2 separate regions of the Mus musculus genome follow, and region 2 is linked to region 1. Evidence: chromatin contacts called from ENCODE Hi-C data. All regions are on one chromosome and are shown on one strand. The core of a region is the stretch at or near the end of the contact, and the rest is flanking DNA. Distances in the headings are between cores, read along the strand shown. Region 1 holds the start of Bdp1 (B double prime 1, subunit of RNA polymerase III transcription initiation factor IIIB). Region 2 holds the start of Cdk7 (cyclin-dependent kinase 7).

Region 1 (4,333 bases), core at 1,141-3,640:
GTGTTGGCTCCCCTGGAGCTGGACTGAGAGGCATTTGTGAACTAGCTGCCATGGTCACTGGGATGCAAATTCTGGTCCTCATGATGGAATGCAAGTGCTTAACTGCTGAACCATGTCACCAGCCTCCAAATTGTAGAATTTTAAAATTACTGGTGACACTAACAACTTACTTCACAAACTTGTGTAACACCTGTCTTGTGATGTATTTAAGTAAAAGTAAAAGTTACTTTGTTGCAAGAGCTGGAGAGATGACTCAGCAGTAAGGAGCAATTGTTATTCAGCACCTACAGAGTGGCTCACAACCATCTATAACATCAGTACAGGGGAATCTGATGCTGTCTTCTCATCGTCCTAAGGCCCCCACTGCCAGGCACGTGCATGGTGCACATGCATGCATGTAAACTTACTCATACATATAAAAATAAATACATCTATAAAACACAATAAAATGTTCATAAAATAAATTTTTTGCTTTATGCCTTTACGAGTAGGGAATTAAATCTTAATCATTTTGATTTCCTTATCTACAAAGTTGTGACATCTTGGATTTTTAGGTAGAACACAGGATTATGAAAAGGCCTTGCATAAGAGCTTGCTGTAGAAAGCTGTATGTCCCAGCAGTGACTACAAGATTCTTTGAGGTATCTTTAGCATGGTATTATTTCTCAAATACTTATTTATTAATGAAGTCTTGATCTGTAACTTTAGCTGGCTTGGAACTAGCTATTTAGAACAGGCTGTTTTCAAACTCATGTAGTTCCCCTGTCTCAGCCTTGGCCTCTGGAGTGATGAAATTACAAGCATGTGCTATTATTACTCCTGGCATTTTGAGATGTCGTGAGCATCTACATCTATTTGATGCTCAGTACTAAACTGCACTCCCACCTTCTTCAGGTTTCCTGTGTTTGTTCTCTCTCTCTCTCTCTCTCTCTCTCTCTCTCTCTCTCTCTCTCTCTCTTCTGAAAAGGTTTCATGTAGCAGAGGCTGGTTTGCAATCTGATACCTATTTTCCTTGTCAAGTTGCCCTACTGCCAGTACCGCAGGACTCTTCCATCACCCTTGAAATCTCATCATATTTAATATATTCTTGTTGATCTTGTTCATTTATTTTGTATTTTCTCCTCTGTAACATACAATGTCTTATTTATTGCTCCGTTGATATCTCTGGAAGCAATAAATTTTGCAACATTCGTGTGCAAAATGTGGAGTATAATCATTTTTGACAGTTTTTATTTTAAAGTGTACAAAAGCCCATATAGTGGATGTCCTGTGAAGTGTTTCATGGCTTCTCTTTGCGATTTCCTCACACAGAATTTCAACCTTTTTTTTTACTCAATTAAAAATTTCTTGGCGGAGGTTGGGGGTTGGACAGATGGCTCAGTAGATCCATTTCCTGCTCTTCCAGTAGGTCCTAGTTTTGGTTCCCAGCACCAGCATCAGGAGTCTGATAACTACCTGTAACTTTTCAGTCTCCCGCAAACTCGCTCTCTCCATACTCATAGTTAAAACTTTTTTTTTTCCTAGCAGGGTATGGTAGCCTATACATACCTGTAATCTCAACATTGAGCCCGTGCAGGCAGGAGGATCAAGAGTTGAAGGGCAGCCTTAGCTATAAGAGGCCCTGTCTCAAAAACCCTAAAACAAACAGGTTCTATGCTCTGGGGATGCACTGGTGCTAAGGCACTACTCTCATACTATTTTATCTTATTGTAATTTTGAGGTAAGTCTTGTCAGATAGTCCAGGGCTCGGAACTTGTGACCTCTTTATTTCGGTTTCTCCAGTGCTGGGATTGCAGGCACGCACCACCATGCTCTGCATTCTTGCACACTTTGACTCTTCTCGAAAACTCCTTAATAGTTCATAAAAGATTCAGTTAAGTAGGTTGGGGATGGACGTTCCATGGCAGTGTGCATGCCGAGAATGCAGGGTTTGTGAGGGATCCTGGGTTCAAACCCTAGCACCACTGGCGAGAAATTAAAAGTTTGAGCCGGGCAGGCAGGGGTGGCGCACGCTTTTAATCCCAGCACTTGGGAGGCAGAGGTAGGCAGATTTCTGAGTTCGAGGCCAGCCTGGTCGACAGAGTGAGTTCCAGGACAGCCAGGGCTACACAGAGAAACCCTGTCTCGAAACGGCCCCCCCCCCAAAAAAAAAAAAAAAAAAGTTTGACCTGGAGGATTCAGCTGCTTCCGCTCTCTCTTTTCAACAACTCCCAAGGTCTTACAAAGGAAAGAATATCTGTCTTCGAATCAAAAAAAAAAAAAAAAAAAAAAATCTCTGGTTTACAGGTAACCGAAGCTACAGAGCGTTGCAGTTGCTATGGCTCCCGGCGCCCGGAGTCTGACGTCATCGTCGGCGCCGAATGATTACGCATTGCTTCCGGCGCCTTTCGCGAGCCGGGACGCGGGGAGGAGAAACTTAGCTTTTAGTGTGGCAGGGTCATGAAGAGGAGGCGGTGGCGGGAGAGCGGAGGAGGCGGAGGGGGCGCAAAACTGCGGTAGCCAGCGCTGGACTGGTGGTTGTGGACGTGTGGGAGGGTGAGAGTGTCAGCCTGCGGGCAGCGGCCGGGGCTCTGGGCTGAGCGCGGCCGCGGAGCCGCCGCTCTCGGCCCCCTGGCTCCGCCATGTTCCGCAGGGCACGCCTTAGCGTGAAGCCAAATGTCAGGCCTGGTGTAGGGACCAGGGGCTCCGCCGCTCCCAATCCCCAGCGTGGACCAGAGGCTCCCAGGCCTCCGGAGCCTGCCACCGAGTCAGCTCCGAAGCCAGCGGAGCCCACAGATGTGCCTGCAGTGGATTCCGGGGGAGCAGAACCCCAGGAACAGGCTCCCGGGAGCAGGTAAGGTCTTCTATCAAGCTGAGCTGTTGGATTTTTACCACGGAGCACCTCTCCTGCAACAAGCTTTTGATTTGAGCTGGATGAAACCACTTCTAGTTGTAGTTTTATTCCGTGATCTGAGGGTGCGACTACTATGACTCTGTCACGATCTTAAGATTCCCGAGGAGACAGTGTCTTGCCTTATCTTACAGAGATGGGAATCCAGGCTTAAGGATTTTGAAGTCAAGAATGTAGACGCACCATCACTTGGAAATTTAATTAATTGTCCTGGAGTACTTTACACTGAAAGCACTTTGGGATTTTCATTTTGTGGATATTTATTTTTGAAAGGAGAGCACCAGTGCTGATTTTTTTTCCTCCCTCCACGCGGTGATGCGGTTGAACCCAAGGCCTCATGGAGTGTTAGGTAAACGCCCTGCCCCTGAGTCAAAGGGAAGAGGCTTAGGTTACTTATTTTGGTTCGAGTGCATACTTCTTTATTGTAACTACGTTTCCTGAATCAAGACGCCTGGCTTTAGTGACAAATACCACATTTGAATTTAGGACGCTCCTACTTAGCTTAGCAAGTTTAAGTAGGTTGTTCTCAGAGAAAATTTGTTCCTGGTGTCAAGTTAGTACCTCCTTTAGGACAATATTGTGAGATCAGATAGGATTACATAAACTGCCTTACATGCCACATGGTAGAATAGTTCCCCCAAATTTACTAAAAAAAAAAATTTGATTACTTTCAAAAAAAGGTGATGAGACCGAGTATGGTGTCACAACTTTAGTCCTAGCAATAGGGAGGCAGAGGCCACCCTGCTTTAGGACAGTCAGCCCCATAGTGAGAACCCGTCTCAAAAAACAAAACAGTGGAGAAAGGTGATGGTACAAATTAAATATGTGACGGGTTAATATGGTGACTGTAGTGTTTTATAATATACAGAGGAAAAAGCCAGTAAGTAATCACATTAAGTGACAGGGAGATGGTACAATTTATGTTTGCATAGTAACAGCATTTCTTCTGTTAATCAGAGTTTGTGCTGTGTGTTATTTTGGCATTCCAATTATGCACCATGATTTCAACATTTTTTTTTTTAAACTTGGATCTGTTTGAAAATTTTCTGCTTAGAATAGAAATACCAGTATTGGTCACTGCTCCAAATTTGGAAAATTTTGTTAACTATATAGGAAGGCATAATGATTGATATTTTATAAATTCCCATAGGCCATAGTCCTGAGACATGCTTGAGAATATTTTAGTTGACAATTAGAGTACATCATATACTATGCATATAAACTATATGTGTGAATGTGTATATACATACACACATATAGTTTGTCTGTTTGGGGGGGACAAGATTTAACTATGTAGCTTTGACTTGCTGGAAGTCTCTTACCTCCTGAGTGCTGGCATTAAAAGCATGAGCCACCAGGCCCACCAAGTTTTTTGTTGTTGTTTTTAAGGTAGAGTTTCATCTAGCTCAGGTTGACCTAGAACTCTCCATGCATGAAAAGACA
Region 2 (4,333 bases), core at 1,140-3,639, 630 kb before region 1:
ATACATATTTGTTAAAAAATTTTTAGTTATTTTGAGACAAGGTCTTTCTTTGTATTCCTGACTGGCCTGAAGTTTACTGAATAAATCAGGCTGGCCTCAAGCTCACAGAGATTTGCCTGCCTGTGCCTCACTAGTGCTGGGACTAAAGGCATGTTTGCATCTTAAATGAGGTGGGTTTTTTTTTTTTTTTTTAAGATTTAGTATAAGTAAGTACACTGTAGCTGTCTTCAGATGCACCAGAAGAGAGTGTCAGATCTCATTATGGTGGTTGTGAACCACCATGTGGTTGCTGGGATTTGAACTCGGGACCTTCTGAAGAGCTGTCAGTGCTCTTACCCGCTGAGCCATTTCACCAGCCCAGCACTGTGGAGTCTAACTACATGTTTATTGTAGCATGTAGGATTCTGATTATAACCTGGTTAGTTATGTAGTTGTAGAATTTTGTGATTTATGAATTGAGTATTAATCAACCCAGGATTATAGAAAAAACTCCCAATGACCAATAACAGATTGTGTGTGTGTGTGTGTGTGTGTGTGTGTGTGTGTGTGTGTGTGTGTGACTGTAGGCCAGGCTTTCCTGGAAATTGCAAGGTTCCTGCCTGTGTTTCCAGTGCTGAAGTGCACTGCCATGCCTGGCAGGACAGGGATGTGTAGGGATGGAACAAGAACAGGAAACAGTAGAGGGAGAATCCGATTGCTTAATTACGCTTACTTTACTTTTTCATATGGGTTAAAGTACTTCTTTATGTTACCTAAAACTGGCCAGCTTGGGAGAACTGGCTGCTAGTTCCTTGGAAAGTCAGATTAGTTTCTGTCTAATGCAAAACTTCATTATGCCCCCAATTTTGGTTTGATATGGTGAACCTTGCATGGATCTCTTAAATTTTATTAACAAAAGTATTAAGGGGCTTGGAGATCAGGAGTCCTCTATTTGCACGTATGCCTGCATGACAGGACACTAGATCTTATAAGCCACCATATGGTTGCTGGGAATTAAACTCAGGACCTTTGGAATATGCAGTCAGTGCTCTTATATGTTGAGCCATCTCTCTAGCCCTTGGATCAACTCTTTTTTTTGGTTTTTCAAGACAGGGTTTCTCTGTGTAACCCTGGCTGTCCTGGAACTCACTCTGTAGACCAGGCTGGCCTGGAACTCAGAAATCAGCCTGCCTATGCCTCCCAGTCCACTGCCCAGCCGAAGATCAATTCTTTTTTTTTTTTTCCTTTTTTTTTTTTAAAAGATTTATTTATTGATTATATGTAAGTACACTGTAGCTGTCTTCAGACACTCCAGAAGAGGGAGTCAGATCTCATTACGGATGGTTGTGAGCCACCATGTGGTTGCTGGGATTTGAACTCTGGACCTTCGGAAGAGCAGTCGGGCGCTCTTACCCACTGAGCCATCTCACCAGCCCGAAGATCAATTCTTAAATCCACCAGGGAATTGAGGCCTCAACAAAACCACCCTCTACCCTGCAAACTGGAAACAAAGATATGACTCAAAAGGAAACCATTGCTGGAGCCAGTAATTGACAGCTAGGCTTAAAGTGAAATCATTAATTACATAGCAAACACTGTTACTATGTGTAAAGGCTCTGTATGTTTTTCTTTTTCTTTTTTAAGATTTATTTTTTATTATAACTAGTTACACTGTAACTGTCTTCAGATGCACCAGAAGAGGGCGTCAAATCTCATTCCAGGTGTTTGTGAGCCACCATGTGGTTGCTGGGATTTGAACTCAGGACCTTCCAAAGAGCAGTCAGTGCTTTTATCTGCTGAGCCATCTCACCAGCCCCTGTATGTTTTTCTTAAATCATTAGTTTCAAATTTTTATAAGACCAAAGGCTCATTCTATAGCATTCAGTAGGACTTGGTTTTGATTTCCTGGGCCTGTTTCTTCATAAATCAGCCTTTAAGAACTTGAGGGTGGGACGGGGAGGGGTACCCGATTGGAGGAAGTGGGGCAGAGATCAGGATGTAAAGAGAATAAGTCAATAAATTAGTGGGGGGGGGGGGGAGGAAAAAAACATGCACAAAAAGAAAAACAAAACAAAACAAATGGAGGGGTTTGGTGTCCATAGAGACTCAGGCGACACAGTAACGCAAAGCAAGACAGCTGCAAGGGCAAGCCCTTACACTTCTGCTACATTCCGAACTTAGAAATACCACGTCAGAACCCTGGCCTATCATCTTTGGAAGCAAAAAAAAAATCCACGTTAAAGACAAAATCCAGTAACAAATGGACACTGACTGCAGTCTAGGACAGCACAGCTTCCGGGTACTGTGTGCACGTGGCAGCGGGGAAGGGCAGGGTTCGCGGCCCAACTCAGCTTCCGTAGGACTGGCCCCGCCCACAGCGGAAGTATGGGCGGGACCCGTAGGTCGTGTGCGTCCAGCGACCGGAAGTAGCTGTTGGGCAGCTTTCGGACGCTTTAAATTCCTGCGGGGTGGAGGGCTTAGCTTGGGTGCCCGGGTCTGGTTTCTCACTCGCATGGCTGTGGACGTGAAGTCTCGAGCGAAGCGCTATGAGAAACTGGACTTCCTCGGAGAGGGACAGGTGAGGCCTGGGGCTGAGTTCTCGCGCAGGCAGGCACAGCCTGGCCACCGCCGGCTGCTCGGTCCCCTTGTCACCATCCCTGAATTGCTTCTTCCCTGCTGAAGAAGAGGCCTCCAGACCACGTAGCAGGCCGTGGCCAGTCCCCTCCAGAATCAGGGCTTCTTTGTTCTTAAAAGGGGGAGGTGGGGAAGGGCCAAAAACCAACCAGCAGGTAAAGAAAGACCTCTTACGACTTTGTTACTGTTCCCCTTTCTAGTTTGCGACGGTCTATAAGGCCAGGGACAAGAACACCAACCAAATCGTCGCCATTAAGAAAGTGAGTTGCCTTTTTATGTTGTTTCCTCTCCAGTCTTTGCGTCTTGCTTGCCACGTAGCCCTTGCTGGCACGGACCTCGCTATTTAGAACTTGCTGCGAGCCTTAACCCTTCTGCTTTGTGTTTGGGGGTTTGGGGGGTTTGCAGGTTTGCAGGCGTACTCCACCACGCCAGGCAACTCTTAGAGAGTAAATGCCCGTGCATTAACAGTTGATGGATGGCTGTCTGTGAGATAGTCTTGCTATGGAGTCCAGATTGGTCTCCCAACTCGTGGAAATCCTTCTGCCTCTGCCTCCCGAGTGCCGGGCATTACAGACATGGGCTACCTTCGGCTTCATCTTACTGCTCACAGTCACACTGATTGAAGGAGTTACAAGAACTCTATAGACAGTAGTATTTATTAGTATCCTGTGTTTCAAGATGGAACTCGGGCTGAAACAGTTTTTGTTCAAGTTAAAACGTTTCATCCCCTAAAAGTTGGTTGTTGGCTATGGAGGCAAGGACAGCGTCTCTTCAGTCCTTTTGGATGGCATGGTCTTTCCATGTCAAAGGTTGTTAAAGGTGTGTTATCTATACACGAAGGTTTTCATTGGCATCAGCAATACTGATAATAGTGTAATTTCTAGAAAGATTTAAGTATTCTTAAAACTTAAATTCATTAACAACACCCTGATATAATTTCCTGTGTGCCAAACACTTTTGACTATTTTTTTTTTCTTCCCCCACTTAACCTCCAAATAGTCCGTGAAATAGGTAAAGTGTCTTTGCCTCCCCTTTGAGGTACCTGAGGCTAGTTAGATGACTTGAGGGTCGCACAGCTAGGAATGTGGAGGCATTAGAACAGAGCAGTTGGTTGAGCTTCGTTCCTCTGCTGACATCTATAGCCAGCTCATGGTGACTCTGCGACTCCGAATAGAACTCAGGGCCTGTTGTGGTTGAGCTCTGTATTTCTGTGCTTCTTTGAATCTGTTGTTTCCTTTGTAATCTCACAATTCCTTTGAAGTATGGAGAATTACACTCGCATCTGGCAGCCTCCCCTTTTCATTCATTTAGTATTTGGCTTGCTGTCTTTTCAGTGATTCTGTTACTATCATTGTTTTATTTTAAGACATTATTTTTGTATTAATATTTTCAGGTGGGGGCGCTTGTGTGCCACAGGGCATATGCAGGATCCAGGACAACTGCAGAGAGAGCCTCTCTCTATGCCTTGTAGGTTCCAGGGACTGAGACCTTGCTTGGTAGCAAGTGCCTTGGCTGGGCGTGGTGGCCTATTTCTGTAAGCCCAGCGACTCCAAAGGCTGAAGCAAGAGAATCAAATGGTAGCATTTTCCAGAACTGGGGAGGTAGAGATAGATAGACAAATCCCAGAGGCTGCCTCCATGTAGCATTTCCTACGTGGTAGATGCCCGTGAGAGACACTTTCTCACAGAAACAAGGTGGACAGTGTCTGAGGAAAAACATC

The links. Hi-C counts contacts between places; a loop is a spot of excess contacts on that map.
Region 2: a map of gastrocnemius shows a loop between it and region 1 (3-fold over the local background). The contact joins the promoter of Cdk7 here to the promoter of Bdp1 in region 1. A Hi-C loop is called at or near these places in 2 of 37 maps with a recorded cell type or tissue (gastrocnemius and left cerebral cortex).

What each region holds. Positions count from the first base shown.
Region 1 is chr13:100,102,127-100,106,459 of GRCm38, reverse strand. It overlaps Bdp1 (B double prime 1, subunit of RNA polymerase III transcription initiation factor IIIB), which reads left to right and starts at 2,390. Exons shown (of 39, transcript NM_001081061.1): 1 at 2,390-2,833. The coding sequence starts at 2,622.
Region 2 is chr13:100,728,998-100,733,330 of GRCm38, reverse strand. It overlaps Cdk7 (cyclin-dependent kinase 7), which reads left to right and starts at 2,389. Exons shown (of 12, transcript NM_009874.3): 1 at 2,389-2,557; 2 at 2,814-2,873. The coding sequence starts at 2,492.